3 separate regions of the Homo sapiens genome follow, and all the other regions are linked to region 1. Evidence: read pairs that join two places in POLR2A ChIA-PET (ENCODE). Cell type or tissue: PC-9. All regions are shown on one strand.

Region 1 (5,000 bases):
AAGTTTTGCCATGTCCCCCAGGCTGGTCTCGAACTCCTGGACTCAAGCAATCTGCTTGCCTCAGCCTCCCAAAGTGCTGGGATTAACAGGCATGAGCCACCACACGCAACCAGATGTTTTTTTTTAAGGCCCAAATGGATTATACTATCAACATGTTGTCTGGTTTGCTTTAACACTTGTTATCCAGGGCTTTGGTCTTTTGGTGAGATAGAGTACAAAGTCAACACTCTATCCACAAGTTGTGCATCTGCGGATTCAACCTAGAATCAAAAATACTTGGGAACAAAAACCAACTTTAAAAATTCAAATAAAAAAATACAGTATAGGCCGGGCGTGGTAGCTCACGCCTGTAATCCCAGCATTTTGGGAGGCCAAGGTGGGTGGATCACCTGAGGTCGGGAGTTCGAGACCAGCCTGACCAACATGGAGAAACCCTGTCTCTACTAAAAATACAAAATTAGCCAGGCGTGGTGGCGCATGCCTGTAATCCCAGCTACTCGGGAGTCTGAGGCAGGAGAATCACTTGAACCCAGGAGGCGGAGGTTGCGGTGAGCCGACATTGCGCCGTTGCATTCCAGCCTGGGCAACAAGAGTGAAACTGTGTCTAAAAAAAAAAAAAATTATAACACCTATTTACCTAGCATTTAGCATTTATATTGTATTAGGAATTATAAGTATTTAGAGTTGATTAAAATATACAGGAAGATGTACTTAGGTTTATGCAAATACTATGCCATTTTATATAAGGGACTGGAGCATCCCAGGATTTTGGTATCTGAAGGGGTCCTGGAACCAATCTCCTGTGGATACCACGGGATGACTATACAGAAAGAAGAGCATGGGTTAGGCCCTGTGCAAGGTGCTTTAGATATAGTATCTCTTGAAAATATCAGAACTGAGATTCAAACCCAGGTCTGCGTAGCCCCACAGCCTAAACTGTTTCCTCTGTACTCTACTGCTGGATTTGATGAGTACAGTTTTGGACATGGCGAATCTCAGATGCCTATACATACTAGTGGAGAGGTCCAGAGGGCGTTGAATATACAGAAGTGGGGTGAGAAGAATCAAGGCCTAAGGCGATAACCGAAGACATGAACTCAACTAGGGAATGAGAAGATTGAGGAGAAAACCCTGAAGGGACCTTTCCTTTGCCTCCCACACCAGCATATGTGGGAGCCAGAGGAGAGGCCCATGCAGCTAGGAAACACTCATGTAGATATTGTTTCCTTTTTTTCCTGTGTCTTCTACTTCCCTGCAGCCAGGCAGCAACTGTAGAGCCCTTTGAGAAAGAAAGAATTCAACAGAGGGAAGGAACCTAGGCATTGAATTGGAAATAATAAAACCTGATTCCTGATAATACCCTCCTCCCCACTCAACCCACACATCTCTCTTTTACACTTGAATATAACATGAAGGTTTCCGCCGGGCGCGGCGGCTCGCGCCTGTAATCCCAGCACATTGGGCCGAGGTGGGTGGATTGCTTGAGGTCAGGAGTTTGAGACAAGCCTACCCAACATGGTGAAACCCCGTCTCTACTAAAAATACAAAAAATTAGCCAGGTGTGGTGGTGGGCGCCTGTAATCCCAGCTACTCTGGAGTCTGAGGCAAGAGAATCACTTGAACCTGGGAAGTGGAGGTTGCAGTGAGCCAAGATCGTGCCACTGTACTCCAGCCTGGGTGACGGAGCAAGACTCCGTCTTAAAAGAAAAAAAGGATAGCCGGGCGCAGTGGCTCACGCCTGTAATCCCAGCACTTTGGGAGGCCGAGGTGGGTGGATCACAAGGTCAGGAGTTCGAGACCAGCCTGGCCAATACAGTGAAACCCCGTCTGTACTAAAAATACAAAAATTAGCCGAGCGTGGTGGCGGGCGCCTGTAGTCCCAGCTACTCGGGAGGCTGAGGCAGGAGAATCGCTTGAACCTGGGAGGTGGAGGTTGTGGTGAGCCAAGATTGCGTCATTGCCCTCCAGCCTGGGCAAGAAGAGTGAAACTCCATCTCAAACAAAATAAATAAATAAAGTAAAAGATAGGCTGGGCACAGTGACTCATGCCTGTAATCCCAGCACTTTGAAAAGCTGAGACTGGTGGATCACCTGAGGTCAGGAGTTCAAGACCAGCCTGGCCAACATGGTGAAACCCTGTCTCTACTAATAATACAAAAATTAGCTGGGCGTGGTGGCACATGCCTGTAATCCCAGCTACTGGGGAGGCTGAGGCAGGAGAATCGCTTGAACCCAGGAGGTGGAGGTTGCAGTGAGCCAAGATCGCGCCATTGCACCCCAGCCTGGGTGACAAGAATGAAACTCTATCTCAAAAAAATAAAAATAAAAAAGATAACATGAGGGTTTCTGAATGCTGCCAAAGGTCCAGATAGGCAGTTCCTGACAAGCTCAGAGTCTGGAATCTGTTCACGCACAGCTAGGCTGGAAAGCAGTTGTATCAAGCAGAAGATGAGGAAGTCAAGAGCTGGCCGAGGATGATTTTCTGTCCTAGAGAAAAACATCTATGTGGCACCTTCATTCTTCCCTAGGGAGCTCTTGTTCTTTGCAGATCTCCTCCATCTTTCATCCCTGTTCCCCAAGCCTCAGCCTTTTCGGTGTTCAGTTTCACCAGCAAAAGAAAGGGAGAAGCAAGATTCAGGTTTCTTCTTCCTTTTCCCCTTAAGCCAGGGTGTTGTTCAAGCTCTCACCCCAGGTGTAATTTCAGAGCCTTCTCATGCGTGCTGGGTAATCTGCGAGAGGCCAACAGGTCATTGGGCATTAAGCCCAGGAAACCTGCCTTAGACCCTGGTGGCAGCAGGCCACCAGGTTCCTCTTGTCAAGTCCAGACTTGCTTGCTTGATCCCTTGGAAATTTGATTATAAAGAGCATTGCCCTGGTAGCTTGTGGTTTGACACTCAGATTGAAGTTTTGATTTTGTTTTAGCAGAAAAGAGTGGTTTCCAAAACCAACTTAAACTAGACTATAAAATTCTTCCTGGGTCAGAAGTATTAGGAAAGACAGTGTTGGTGTACTGGCTTTACTCACAACTTGTCTTTTTTTTTTTTTTTGAGATGGAGCCTCACTCTGTATCCCAGGCTGGAGTGCAGTGGCATGATCTCAGCTCACTGCAACCTCTGCCTCCTGGGTTCAAGCGATTCTCCTGCCTCAGCCACCCGAGTAGCTGGGATTAAGGTGTGCACCACCATGTCCAGCTAATTTTTGTATTTTTAGTAGAGAGGGGGTTTCGCCTTGTTGGCCAGGCTGGTCTCGAACTCCTGACCTCAAGTCTTAAGTGATCTGCCTGCCTCGGCCTCCCAAAGTGCTGGGGTTACAGACGTTAGCCACTGTACCCAGCCTCAACTTGTCTTATTATTATTATTATTTTTTGAGACAGGGTCTCGCTCTGTTACCCAGACTGGAGTGCAGTGGCACTATATCAGCTCACTGCAACCTCCGCCTCCCGGGTTCAGGTGATTCTCATGTCTTGGCCTCCCAAGTAGCTGAGATTACAGGCATGTGCCACCACGCCCAGCTAATTTTTTTTTTTTTTTTTTTTTGAGATGGAGTCTTGCTCTGTCACCCAAGCCGGAGTGCAGTGGCTCAATCTCGGCTCACTGCAACCTCCACCTCCCGAGTTCAAGCGATTCCTCCTGTCTCAGCCTTCTGAGTATCTGGGACCACAGGCATGTGCCACCATGCCCGGCTAATTTTTGTATTTTTAGGAGAGACGGGGTTTCACCATGTTGGTCAGGCTGGTCTCGAACTCCTGACCTCGTGATCTGCCCTCCTCGGCCTCCCAAAGTGCTGGGATTACAGGTGTAAGCCACCAAACCCGGCCTAATTTTTGTATTTTCAGTAAAGATGGGGTTTCGCCATGTTGGCCAGGCTGGTAATACCCTGACCTCAGGTGATCCGTCGCATCGGCCTTCCAGAGTGCTAGGATTACAGGTGTGAGCCACCACTCCTGGCCACAGCTTGTCTTATTACTTGCTCTATCCTACATCCTTTTAGAACCTGGAAACTAAGATTATATTTATAAAGATATTGTTGGCAATTAAATCAATCCCAAGAGTGATATTCATGGTACTGATGAGATCAAGGGAAAAGGTTGTATCTACCTCATTGGCTCTTGGTGTGAACATTCTCTCTCCTTTTCTTTCACTTGAATAGCTCCTGTTCAGTTATTCTTTAGGACTTGACTCAGGAAGAGATTCCTCCAAGAAGCCATCCTAGCAAGGTTACCCTTTTCTTGCCACCCTTGTGCAGCTCTTGTGCAGAATTTGATCAAAGCTCTTATCACAGTGTACTGATATCACCTGTTCCCATTACAAGACCATAAACTGAAGGAAGGCAGTTTAAATATTTAAATACATTTTTCTCTTGGGTTTAGCACAAGAGTTGGAACATTCAATTTACTGACAAAACGAGTATTCTTGGGCCATTTGGTGACCTCTTATTTGCATAGCTTTCCAGAGGGGGAGGCTCCAGTTACCTGCTTTGTTTGGTTGGAAATTTACTTGTATCTGTAATTAGTTACTTTTCTGCTGCACTGAAGTCATGTGTATAGTTTCCTTTCCTGGAAAGAGTTCTTCCCCTTAACTCTTGGGAATTCTTAAAAACCAGTGTCAATATTTCTTTGTCCTTGCCCTTTTCTGTAGTACATCATACTTGTGTCTACCATGAGTATCTTTTTATAGGTCTGTGTTTATTTGCCTTTTTTCCATTAGCTCCTCCTTAGATCCTTGGTTTTGCCACTTCTTTTCTCTTTTCTTTTCTTTTTTTTTTTTTTTTTTTTTTTTTTTGAGACGGAGTCTCCCTCTGTCACCCAGGCTGGAGTGCAGTGGCATGATCTCAGCTCACTGCAACCTCCGCCTCCCGGGTTCAAGCAATTCTCCTGCCTCAGCCTCCCAAGTAAGTAGCTGGGATTATAGGCACCCGCCACCATGCCCGGCTAATTTTTCTATTTTTAGTAGAGACGGGGTTTCGCTATGTTGACCAGGGCTGGTCTCGATCTCTTGACC
Region 2 (5,000 bases), 610 kb after region 1:
TCTTCCCGTCTCAGTCTCCCGAGTAACTTCCTCCCTTTGTTTCCCCCAGACCAGCTCCTACTCATATTTTGAGATTTAGCTCAGATTTCTACTCTTCCAGAAGACTTTTTGCTCCCCAGTTTGCCACACATACCCCCAAACTAGGCTATGTGTTCTTATTGCTGCCATTTAGGGAGCACTATTCAAACACCTCTGATGCCTTAACTCAACCCTCACAACACCTAGGTATTTCTATTCTTCTTCTTCTTTTTTTTTTTTTTTTTGAGATGGAGTTTCACTCTTGTTGCCCAGGCTGGAATGCAATGGTGTGATCTCGGCTCACCACAACTTCCCCCTCCCAGGTTCAAGTGATTCTCCTGCCTCAGCCTCCTGCGTAGCTGGGATTACAGGCATGTGCCACCATGCCTGGCTAATTTTGTATTTTTAGTAGAGACGGGGTTTACTCCATGTTGGTCAGGCTGGTCTCGAACTCCCGACCTCAGATGATCCGCCGTTCTCAGCCTCCCAAAGTGCTGGGATTACAAGCGTGAGCCACTGCGCCTGGCCCCTATTATTCTTACTTTACAGATAAGAAAACTGAGGCTTGGAGAAGTTGAAGCAAATTTTCCAGGGCCAAACCGTAAGTGGTTCAGCAGTGTTGAAACCCAGGTCTATTTATTTGTTTATTTTTAATTTAAACTGCTGCTTTGTCCTTTTTTTTTTTTTTTTTTTTTTTTTTTTTTTTTTTTTTGAGACTGAGTCTCACTCTGTAGCCCAGGTTGGAGTGCAGTGGCGCGATCTCGGCTCACTGTAAGCTCCGCCTCCTGGGTTCACCCATTCTCCTGCCTCAGCCTCCCGAGTAGCTGGGACTACAGGCGCCCGCCACCGCACCCGGCTAATTTTTTGTATTTTTTTTAGTAGAGACGGGGTTTCACCTGTGTTAGCCAGGATGGTCTCGATCTCCTGACCTCGTGATTCGCCCGCCTCGGCCTCCCAAAGTGCTGGGATTACAGGCGTGAGCCACCGTGCCCGGCCTGTCCTTTTATTATGAAGGTACCAAGAAAAAATAAGAAGCACTCTTTTTTTGGTCAATTTGGTGAACACACTTCATCTGGTATGCATAGGCACTCAATAATACCATCTGTCTATTCCTATGCTTATAGGCTTTTTTCTTTTCTTTTCTTTTCTTTTCTTTTTTTTTCTGAGACAGAGTCTCGCTCTGTCGCCCAGGCTGGAGTGCAGTGACATGATCTTGGCTCAGTGCAACCTCAGCCTCCCAGGTTCAAGCGACTCTTGTGCTTCAGCCCCCGAGTAGTTGGGATTACAGGTGTGCGCCTCCATGCCTGGCTAATTTTTGTATTTTTAGTAGAGACGGGGTTTCACCATGTTGGCCGGGCTGTTCTCCAACTCCTGGCCTCAAGTGATCTGCCCGCCTCTGCCTCCCAAAGTGCTGGGAGGCGTGAGCCACCACACCTGGCCAGGTCATACAAGCTTTTTACACCACAAACTGCAGTTCTCTTTTCTGAAGCTGGAGCCTCTGGAAGTACACAGCACACCCCTAGTTCGGCATGCCCTTCCCCCACCCCTCCTTCCGGTCCCCAGAAGCTTCAGGCTGTCAGGCCCTTGAGTAGTAACTGCTAGTGAGCCCACTTCGCTTCCTTGCGAGGGTACCTCGAGGATGAGAACAGTAATCGGTCGAATTCGCTAGTCGTGTCCAAACTGCGTTTAGACAGGGACAAGCAAGACAATGGAGCCGCTTTCCGGATAGGGGACGTGGATTCTACATCCTCCACCCCACGCCCCCAACCTTAAACATGCTTGCCAGCCTCAAACCTTCAAATTTTCTTTACCAAAACCCAGGCTCAGACCTCGAGACCAGGGTCCAGCCTGTTTAAGGAGCTCCCCAGACCCCGCACTTCTAGCTGCGTTCAACCAGGCTCAGGAGGTCCTTCAAGATCTTGGCTTCCTTTTCCTGACTCCGCGCCCGGCGCGGTTAATTATAGCCCCACCCCGCGACTACCTGCTTCGCTCCCACCCGCGCGCCCAGGACCCTAGCTGCGGGACTCTAGCGGGGAAGGCACCCCCAATTCTGGGCCCTGGCGACCTTGGGTCAGGGCCAGGAAAGGCACTTCCAGCCAAGCGCTGGCGCCGGGTGCGCCTCGCTTTACGGAAAGAACGCCCCGCGAATAAATCCGGAGCGGATTTGCATCACAGCAGCCGCGAGAAGGCTAGCTGCTGCCAAAGCTCCGAAGCTCTGGATGTCCCCATCCCTTCCTGGTCCAGAGACGAGGGTGTGGGGGGATGGGAAATGGGGCAGTGGGGAGGAAGCTACTGCAAGGAGGGGGTGTGCACCCTGGCCTTGAAACCTGGGTGGAGGCGCAGCTAGCTAGGTGAGGAGCAGCCTCCTCCTCTAGGCCAGATCTCGAGGTGGGCCTGGGTTCTCGTGGAGGGAGATAAGGGTAAAGGCTTTGTGTGTATGTGTGTCTTGGATTAAAGGAAACTGCCAGCCTGGAGGTGGTGAGTATAACAGCCCCCACCTCTACTGTTAAGAATCTCCCAGCTGTAGTCTCACCAGGTTCCCCCTACCTGCTCCTTCTGGGGTCCTCATATCCCTGAGGCCTGCACCTTGGTGACTACTGTGTGCTCACAGAGCACAGGCATCCTGACCTCAAGTCCTGGCCCTGGCTATACTGCTGCCCTTCAGTCATCTCACACGGCCAATCAGTGCCCGCTCTGGGCTTCCACTCACGCTGTTTCTCAATCAAGAAAGTTCTTTCCCCTTTGCATTAGCTAAAATTTTGCCCATTCTTTAAGCCCAATTTAAAAACTACCTGTGGCCGGGTGCAGTGACTCATGCCTGTAATCCCAGCACTTTGGGAGGCTGAGGACAGCAGATCACTTGAAATCAGGAGTTTGAGACCAGCCTGGCCAACATGGTGAAACCCTGTCTCTACTAAAAATACCAAAATTAGCTGTGTGTGGTGGCGCATGCTTGTAACCTCAGCTACTTGGGAGGCTGACGCATGCACTTGAATCTGGGAGGCGGAAGTTGCAGTGAGCCTAGATCACACCACTGCACTCCAACCAGGGCGACAGAGCGAGACTCCATCTCAAAAAAATAAATTAATTAAATTAAATTAAATTTAAAAAAAAATACCTATGCTATCTTCTGTGGAGCCTCTAGGAGGTCTGTGTCCCTACTTCTCTAAGCTCTTAGTATACTAAGTCCAAGCCTCTCTTTTAGCCCTGACATTTTTCTTGGTGTGTCTGCTAGTCTGTTTTCTCCATTAGGGTGCAAGCTCTCAAGAACAAGGACCACGACTGATTCAGTTCTGTGTCCTTGGTGCCAAGGGGAGTGTTGGGGACAGCAGTGGTTCTGTGTGACCCTTGGAAGGGCCTGTTCCCTCTCTGGACCTCAGACTCCTTCACCCTTCCAGTGAGGGAGCTAAATGAGATGACCCCCAGGGCTGCCTCCAGCCCTGACCCTATGAGCCAGTGACCCTATCAGCCAGTGGCTGGATTACCCAGCCTCCTTATCATAACCCAACCTTGGGCAGGGCAGAGCCGGGCTGGAATCAGGGGATCTGAAATCCTCCCACCTCCCTTGGATCAGTTAACTGAGGCAATTGTGCAAGATTGCTGGGAACCTCAAGGCAGTGAATCTGGTGTCAACACATCATGATGCTATCCCAGCTGGAAAGTCCCCCTGCCCCTGGCTCTGGAGGCCTGACAACTAGCTCCAGCTGGGGATGGTGGGGAGGGTGAACTGGCACATCCCAGAAAGTGAAGAAGCCCCCTTTACACCCCCTCCTCAACACACACACACTATCTCCAGGAACAGTGGCATAGCCCCTCAACTCCCTGAAGACCAGTTCAGGACCATTCCACTCTCCACTCCAACCTCCTCACCCCCAGTTCAGCCCAGCTATCTCCAATCTGAGCTGAGACTACCCAGAGTTCCCAAATAGAAGGAACCTTGGTTCAGCTTTTTTCACAGCACAAAAAGCTGTCAGCCCCTATTGCACTTACGAATGGAACTCACTGCCTCTCAGGGCTGCATGGACCACTTCTTCCTGAAACTCTCATCCATGGACTTACATTTTACCTATTGAAGCCTCATGGAGTAATGCTAATCTGAAACCACAGCCCTCAGATTTAGACAGACTTAGTTGAGATTCCAGTTCTGTTACTCCCTAGCTGGATGATCTTAGGCATCTTATCTACCCTCCCTGGACCTCTGTTCCTTCATCTATAAAATGGGAGCAATGATTTATACACAAAGAGTGGTGGTTGTGGGCGTAAGATTTATGAAAACACCCATCATAGGCATTGACACATTTAGGATGTCAAATGTGGGCATTATTTTTATTCCCTATTCCCTGCATTCTCCCCTGAAGCTGCCTGATACTTTTTCTGGAAGCTGGGAATGGAGATACCTGAAGCTAAAACTTCTCTGGACAAAAGCAGGAATATACAATCCTAAAAGCTGCACTTAAACACAATTTTAGACTTCAAAAGACAGCAAAGGAGATTTGAGGCCCAGAGATGGGATAGAACTTGCCAAAGTTCACACAGCAGGTATAAGTAGGTAGAACAGCAGGCAAGCAAGGAGAGGGAGGCAAATGGGCGTGTGAGTAGAGGTCAGGGCTGAGGTATTGAGCTGAATCCAAGGACAGACAGCTGAGCAAGAAGACCTTCAGCTGACATTGCCCCATTTCCCATGCCCAGCAGGGCCTGGCATTTGCCTGTCTTTGGAACTGCTCCTTCTGGGTTCCTGAGTTTGCAGTAGTTTCCCAGAAGTGCTAGGTAAATACCTTTGTTGTTTGCTGAATAACCAGCCCCAAAGATTGGACAAGGGTCCCCATACAAATTTTGCCTCAAGATTGGCTCCTTCTATAGAGATGATCAGCCCCCCTAGGCACAACCCCACCCAGGTGCTCTCCACAGGGTCCTCTATCAGGGCCTTGCTGGGAGCTCTGAACCCCACCACATGGAGTGGCTTCGGTGTGCATCATGTGGCT
Region 3 (5,000 bases), 510 kb before region 1:
ATATATATATAAATATATATATATATATAAATATATATATATAAATATATATATATAGATTAGCCGGGCATGGTGGCGTGGCCTGTATTCCCAGCTATTCAGAGGGGCTGAGTCAGGAGGATCACTTGAGCCCAGGAGGTTGAGGCCACAGTGAGCCGAGATCATGCCACTGGTCTCCAGCCTGAGTAACAAAGCAAGATCATGCCTCAGAAAAAAGAAAAAGAAAAAACTGATGCTAATAAAAGACAAACTTGTTTTCTCACTGGAGTCTTATCTTACCATGCCATCTCCCTTCAGGAAAAGGGCTGCAGGGAAACCAAAACTGCAGACAAAAATGTAGGCTCAACTCTTAAGGGTGGTATGTAGGAGGACCAAATGGAAGATATCTTGCCACAAACCACAGACTTAGGGAGGATCATGGAAATGATATTTAAGGTAATAAGAAACCATGAGGGAGTCATTTAACTGATGCTTTGCCAGATTAATGGCAATTTAAACTATTTTGGGATCAAGAACTGAAGTATTATACTGTACGGACATTTCCAGAGATGCCCAAATGAGGTGTGTACCTACTGATTCTGTGCAAAAAAATTATGAGGGAATGTCAGAGAATTCATACTGAATATGAAAGAACTTAACATATTCAACCATTCGGGAAAAGTCCTTGGAATCTGGTCATTTCTTTAGAATTTAATACATCCCATTGGGTACAGGCTCAGATGGTTGAAGGATATTATCATTAGAGTAGCACTGACAGTATTTACTGAAATTGCTTCTCCTTCATGTTGTCCCTCACAGAAAGCACAATGACTCTTCTACTGGCTGGAATCTAAGCTCCTCTACTGCTGAACTGAGAATCCACCGGTCTGCTCAACCCACAGTGGGTACTGGGCTCCCAATATATTTTTAAATTGATTAAATCAGCAAATAATTTCTGCCTACTATACAGTAGGTACTGTTCTTAGTGTTTAGGACATACAAAGTTCCTGTCTTTATGGACCTTTACATTCAACTAGGGAGAGACAGTTAAGTAAATATATAGTATATCAGATATGTCGTACAGTTAAGAGTGCTATGAAAAAGTATAAAGCAGAGTTAGGGAGAAAAGCAAGCTGGTGTTAGGCAGGGGGTTATTGTTTTATTCATATATAGAATGGTCTCCAGGCAAAAGGAACCGCAAGCACTAAGTCCTAAGGTAGAAGTATATTTGGAGTGTTTGAGAAGAGTGAGGAGGCCAGTATAGTTGGATGGAATGAGCAAGCAGGAGAATCACAGGAGATGAGGTCAGAGACATATTAGAGAACTAGATCATGGAGGGCCATGTAGACCATGAGAAAAAGATGACTTTGGGTTTTTGAGAAAGATGAGAGGCCACTGAAGAGCTTTGAGCTGTGAAGGTATATGATGGGACTTGCATTTTAAAAGGATAACTCTGGCAGCAGTACTGAGAATAGGTTATAAGGTGGAAGGGCAGAAGAAGAGGGAGAAGTCAGGTGGGCACTACAATAATTTTTGAGAGATGATGGTAGTTGGCAGAGAAATAAAGAGTGGAGATGATGAGCAGTAGTTGGATTCTGGATATATTTCAAAGATAAAGGCAATATATTGGATTTGCTCATGGATTACAGCTGGGGTGAGAGAGAGTAAAGAATTAAGAATGACTCCAAGGTTTTTAAGAGAGTTGCCATATATGGAGACAGGAAGACTGCAAGAGGAGCAGGTTTGCGTGGGGCTTGAGGGGTAGGAATCCTACTGAGATGCCTGTTAACAGATAAATGGAGATATCAAAAAGGCAGTTAAATATACATATCTAGAGTTGAGAGGAAAGGTCTGGGCAAGATATGTGTGTGTGTGTGTGTGTGTGTGTGTGTATACACATATATGAGCTGTTAGTATGTAAATGATTACTAAAACAATGCAATCAACAAAGAAGTATAGAAAGAGAGGTGGTAGCCAGGCGCGGTGGCTCATTCCTGTAATCCCAGCACTTTGAGAGGCAGAGGTGAGCGGATCAGAAGGTCAAGAGTTCGAGACCAGCCAGGCTAACATAGTGAAACCCCATCTCTACTGAAAATACAAAAATTAGTCAGGCGTGGTGGTGGGCACCTGTAATCCCAGCTACTCGGGAGGCTGAGGCAGGAGAATCGCTTGAACCTGGGAGGCAGAGGTTGTGGTGAGCCAAGACCACACCAGTGCACTCCAGCCTGGGCAACGAACTCTGTCTCAAAAAAAAAAAAAAAAAAAAAGAAAGAGAGGTGGTCTGATGACAGATCCCTGGGCACTATGGCATTTTAGATTGGGAAATGGGGTAGAGACAGTAAAGACACTTCGAAGGAACGGTCAATGAACTGAGAACCGAGAGAGAATGGTTTCTTGGAAGTCAAATGACAAAGTTTCAAGGAGAGTGTGACTAATGTGTCAAATACTGCGGATAGGTCAAGTATCAGTTGAGAACAACTACTAGATTTAGCAACAGTTAGCATTAGTAACAACTACTAGATTTAGCAACAGTTAGCATAAGTAACCGGTACAAGAGCTGTTTCAGTAATGGTAGGGATTGAAAGCCTGACTTGGAGTGAATTCAAGGGAGACTAAGAACAGAAGAAATGGAGATGGCAAATCTGTACTATTCTTTTTAATGATTTTTCCTAACTCTACCACCCATTTCTACCACCCAGAGAGGCACGTGGAGTCATGAGAGTGTTTTTTGTTTTGTTTTGGTATGGGAAATATAACAATATGCTTGTACACTCAAGAATAATTCATGGAGAGTGAAAAATTGGAGATGCAGGAGAGAGAGGAAATAATTTCTTGTTAATTCCTAGAGTGATGTCCTAGATAAAAGTGATGTAATAGGATCTTGAGAACAACTGGAGGGCTTGGATTTAGAAGCATAGACTGCAACAGGGGAAGAGGCAGAGTAGATGGGCAAAGACAGTAATTCTCTGACCTTCTAGAACAGTATTTCTTTTGACCCATCACCACCAGATGTGGTGGTGGAGTTTTGGAAATTCTCTTCTGATTGCTTCTTTATTTTTAGTAAACAGGAAGCAAGCCTCAGTTGAAACTGAGGAAGGAGAGGAAGTACAGAAAATTTTAGGAAAAAGATGGTGTGAAATAGTAATTTATAAGAGTGAAAGATGGCACAGACTAGGGAAATGTACTAGATGTCTAGAAAGTACTGAGGACCCACTTGAAATGAGTGGTCATAAACTTAAAATAAGACCAGTTATTATGGTTGTTTCTTTCTTTCTTTCTTTCTTTCTTTCTTTCTTTCCTTTTCTTTTCTCTTTTTTTTTTTTTTTTTTTGAGACAGGGTCTCATTTTGTTGCCCAGGCTGGAGTGCAGTGGCATGACCGTGGCTCATTGAAGCCTTGACCTCCTGGGCTCAAGCAATCCACGATACCTGGCTAATTTTTGTATTTTTTGTAGAGACAGGATTTCACCATGTTGCCCAGGCTGGTCTCGAACTCCTGAGTTCAAGGGTTCTGCCAGCCTTGGTCTCCCAAAGTACTGGGATTATAGGCAGGAACCACTGTGCCCGGCATGGTTGTTTCTCTCCAGCCATATTCAGCTGTGCAAGTGTACCAAGTAATTAGAGCTGGAATGAACTAAGTTTAGAGTTTTTCCATCAGTGTATCAAAGACAAAGAGGGAGTTAAGTGTGTATGCAAAGGAGTGATTGTAATGAGTTACCAAGGACTCTAACGTGGATGAGGAGGAAAATGAGGCTATCAGAGTGAAAACACATTTTGTCTTACACAGTAAGACAAAAATTCCTAGTGGGTAAAAGAATTATTGAAACTGGGATACTAAAGAAAAGAAGCTAGCAAGATTGATGGTGGTAACTGGTGATGCATGAAATTGAGATTATGAAGAGGGTGTAGTTTTTGGTAATGTCAAGGTTTAGGGTATGATTTTGAGGTTGAATGGCTAAGTTATGGTAGAGGATGAGACTACTGGAAAAGAGGAGATCAAATAATTGAGAGGCCAGGGTATTGGAAGGGTCATCTATGTGGCTACTGAAGTCATCAAGAATTATGATAGGAATCAGCATGGTGGCTCATGCCTATAATCCCAGCACTTTGGGAGGCCAAGGCAGGAGGATTGCTTCAGCTCAGGAGTTCGAGACTAGCCTGGGCAACATGACGAAACCCTGTCTCTACAAAAAATACACTCACAAAAAATATTTGGCTGTGAGTGGTGGCTTGCGCCTGTAGTCCCAACTACTCGGGAGGCTGAGATGGGAGGATCACTGAAGCCTGGGAGACAGAAGTTGCAGTGAGACGAGATCACGCCACTTCACTCTAGCGTGGGTGACACAGTGAGACCCAGTCTCAAAAAAAGAAATTAAAAAAAGAATTATGATCAGAATAGTGATAGAAAGTAGTATTACTAAGCCAATAGCTAAAAATCTTCAAGGACTGAGAGGGATTGACCCAGAGGTCTACAGATGACAAAAACCAGGATGGTGGCAGACAGTATAGTTTGATGGCAGAAACTTAAACCTGGGGGTATTTTAAGAAGGTAGGAAGAATTATGTAGAAATGACTATGAAGAATAGGCAGGAATCAACTGCTTCTCCAGCCCCAAAGGTAAAGGGATGTGAGAGAGGTATCAATCACATCCTGATTGATGTCATTGATATCAATCTGAGAAGGCTTTAGAAGCAGCAACATCTTCAAAGGAGAGCTAACAACAACAAAGAACCAATATATTATGACAAGGAAGAAACTGCCAGACCAGGCTGGTCGCGGTGGCTCATGCCTGTAATACTAGCACTTTGGGAGGCCAAGACGGGCAGATCACTTGAGGAGTTTGACACCAGCCTGGCCAATATGGTGAAACCCTGTATCTACTAAATATACAAAAATTAGCCAGGTGTGGTGGCCCACGCCTGTAGTCCCAACTACTCGGGAAGCTGAGGCAGCAGAATTGCTTGAACCTGGGAGGCAGAGGTTGCAGTGAGCCGAGATCGCAGTACTGCACTCCAGCCTGGGC

The links. ChIA-PET counts read pairs that join two places held together with the same protein. Peaks named below come from ENCODE experiments on the same cell type or tissue, not always from the same donor. Only the 100,000 strongest peaks of a DNase experiment are listed, where the experiment ranks them.
Region 2: POLR2A ChIA-PET joins it to region 1 with 8 read pairs; 1 of 35 experiments calls an interaction of 5 or more read pairs at or near these places.
Region 3: POLR2A ChIA-PET joins it to region 1 with 7 read pairs; 3 of 35 experiments call an interaction of 5 or more read pairs at or near these places.

Annotation. Positions count from the first base shown.
Region 1 is chr1:45,554,881-45,559,880 of GRCh38, forward strand. All of the region lies in intron 1 of AKR1A1 (aldo-keto reductase family 1 member A1), which reads left to right. Among named protein-coding and RNA genes, the nearest start is that of AKR1A1, 6.6 kb to the left of the region's middle. RefSeq lists enhancers at 1,171-1,917, 1,918-2,663. In PC-9, no CTCF peak of the experiment used is centred here; DNase peaks (open chromatin) are centred at 2,029 and 2,731.
Region 2 is chr1:46,165,060-46,170,059 of GRCh38, forward strand. All of the region lies in intron 1 of P3R3URF-PIK3R3 (P3R3URF-PIK3R3 readthrough), which reads right to left. It also overlaps a transcript of PIK3R3 not described here. Among named protein-coding and RNA genes, the nearest start is that of TSPAN1, 7.5 kb to the right of the region's middle. RefSeq lists an enhancer at 1,954-2,023. In PC-9, no CTCF peak of the experiment used is centred here; no DNase peak of the experiment used is centred here; H3K27ac peaks cover 510 bases.
Region 3 is chr1:45,044,793-45,049,792 of GRCh38, forward strand. The region is part of intron 5 of ZSWIM5 (zinc finger SWIM-type containing 5); the gene reads right to left. Among named protein-coding and RNA genes, the nearest start is that of UROD, 35 kb to the left of the region's middle. In PC-9, no CTCF peak of the experiment used is centred here; no DNase peak of the experiment used is centred here.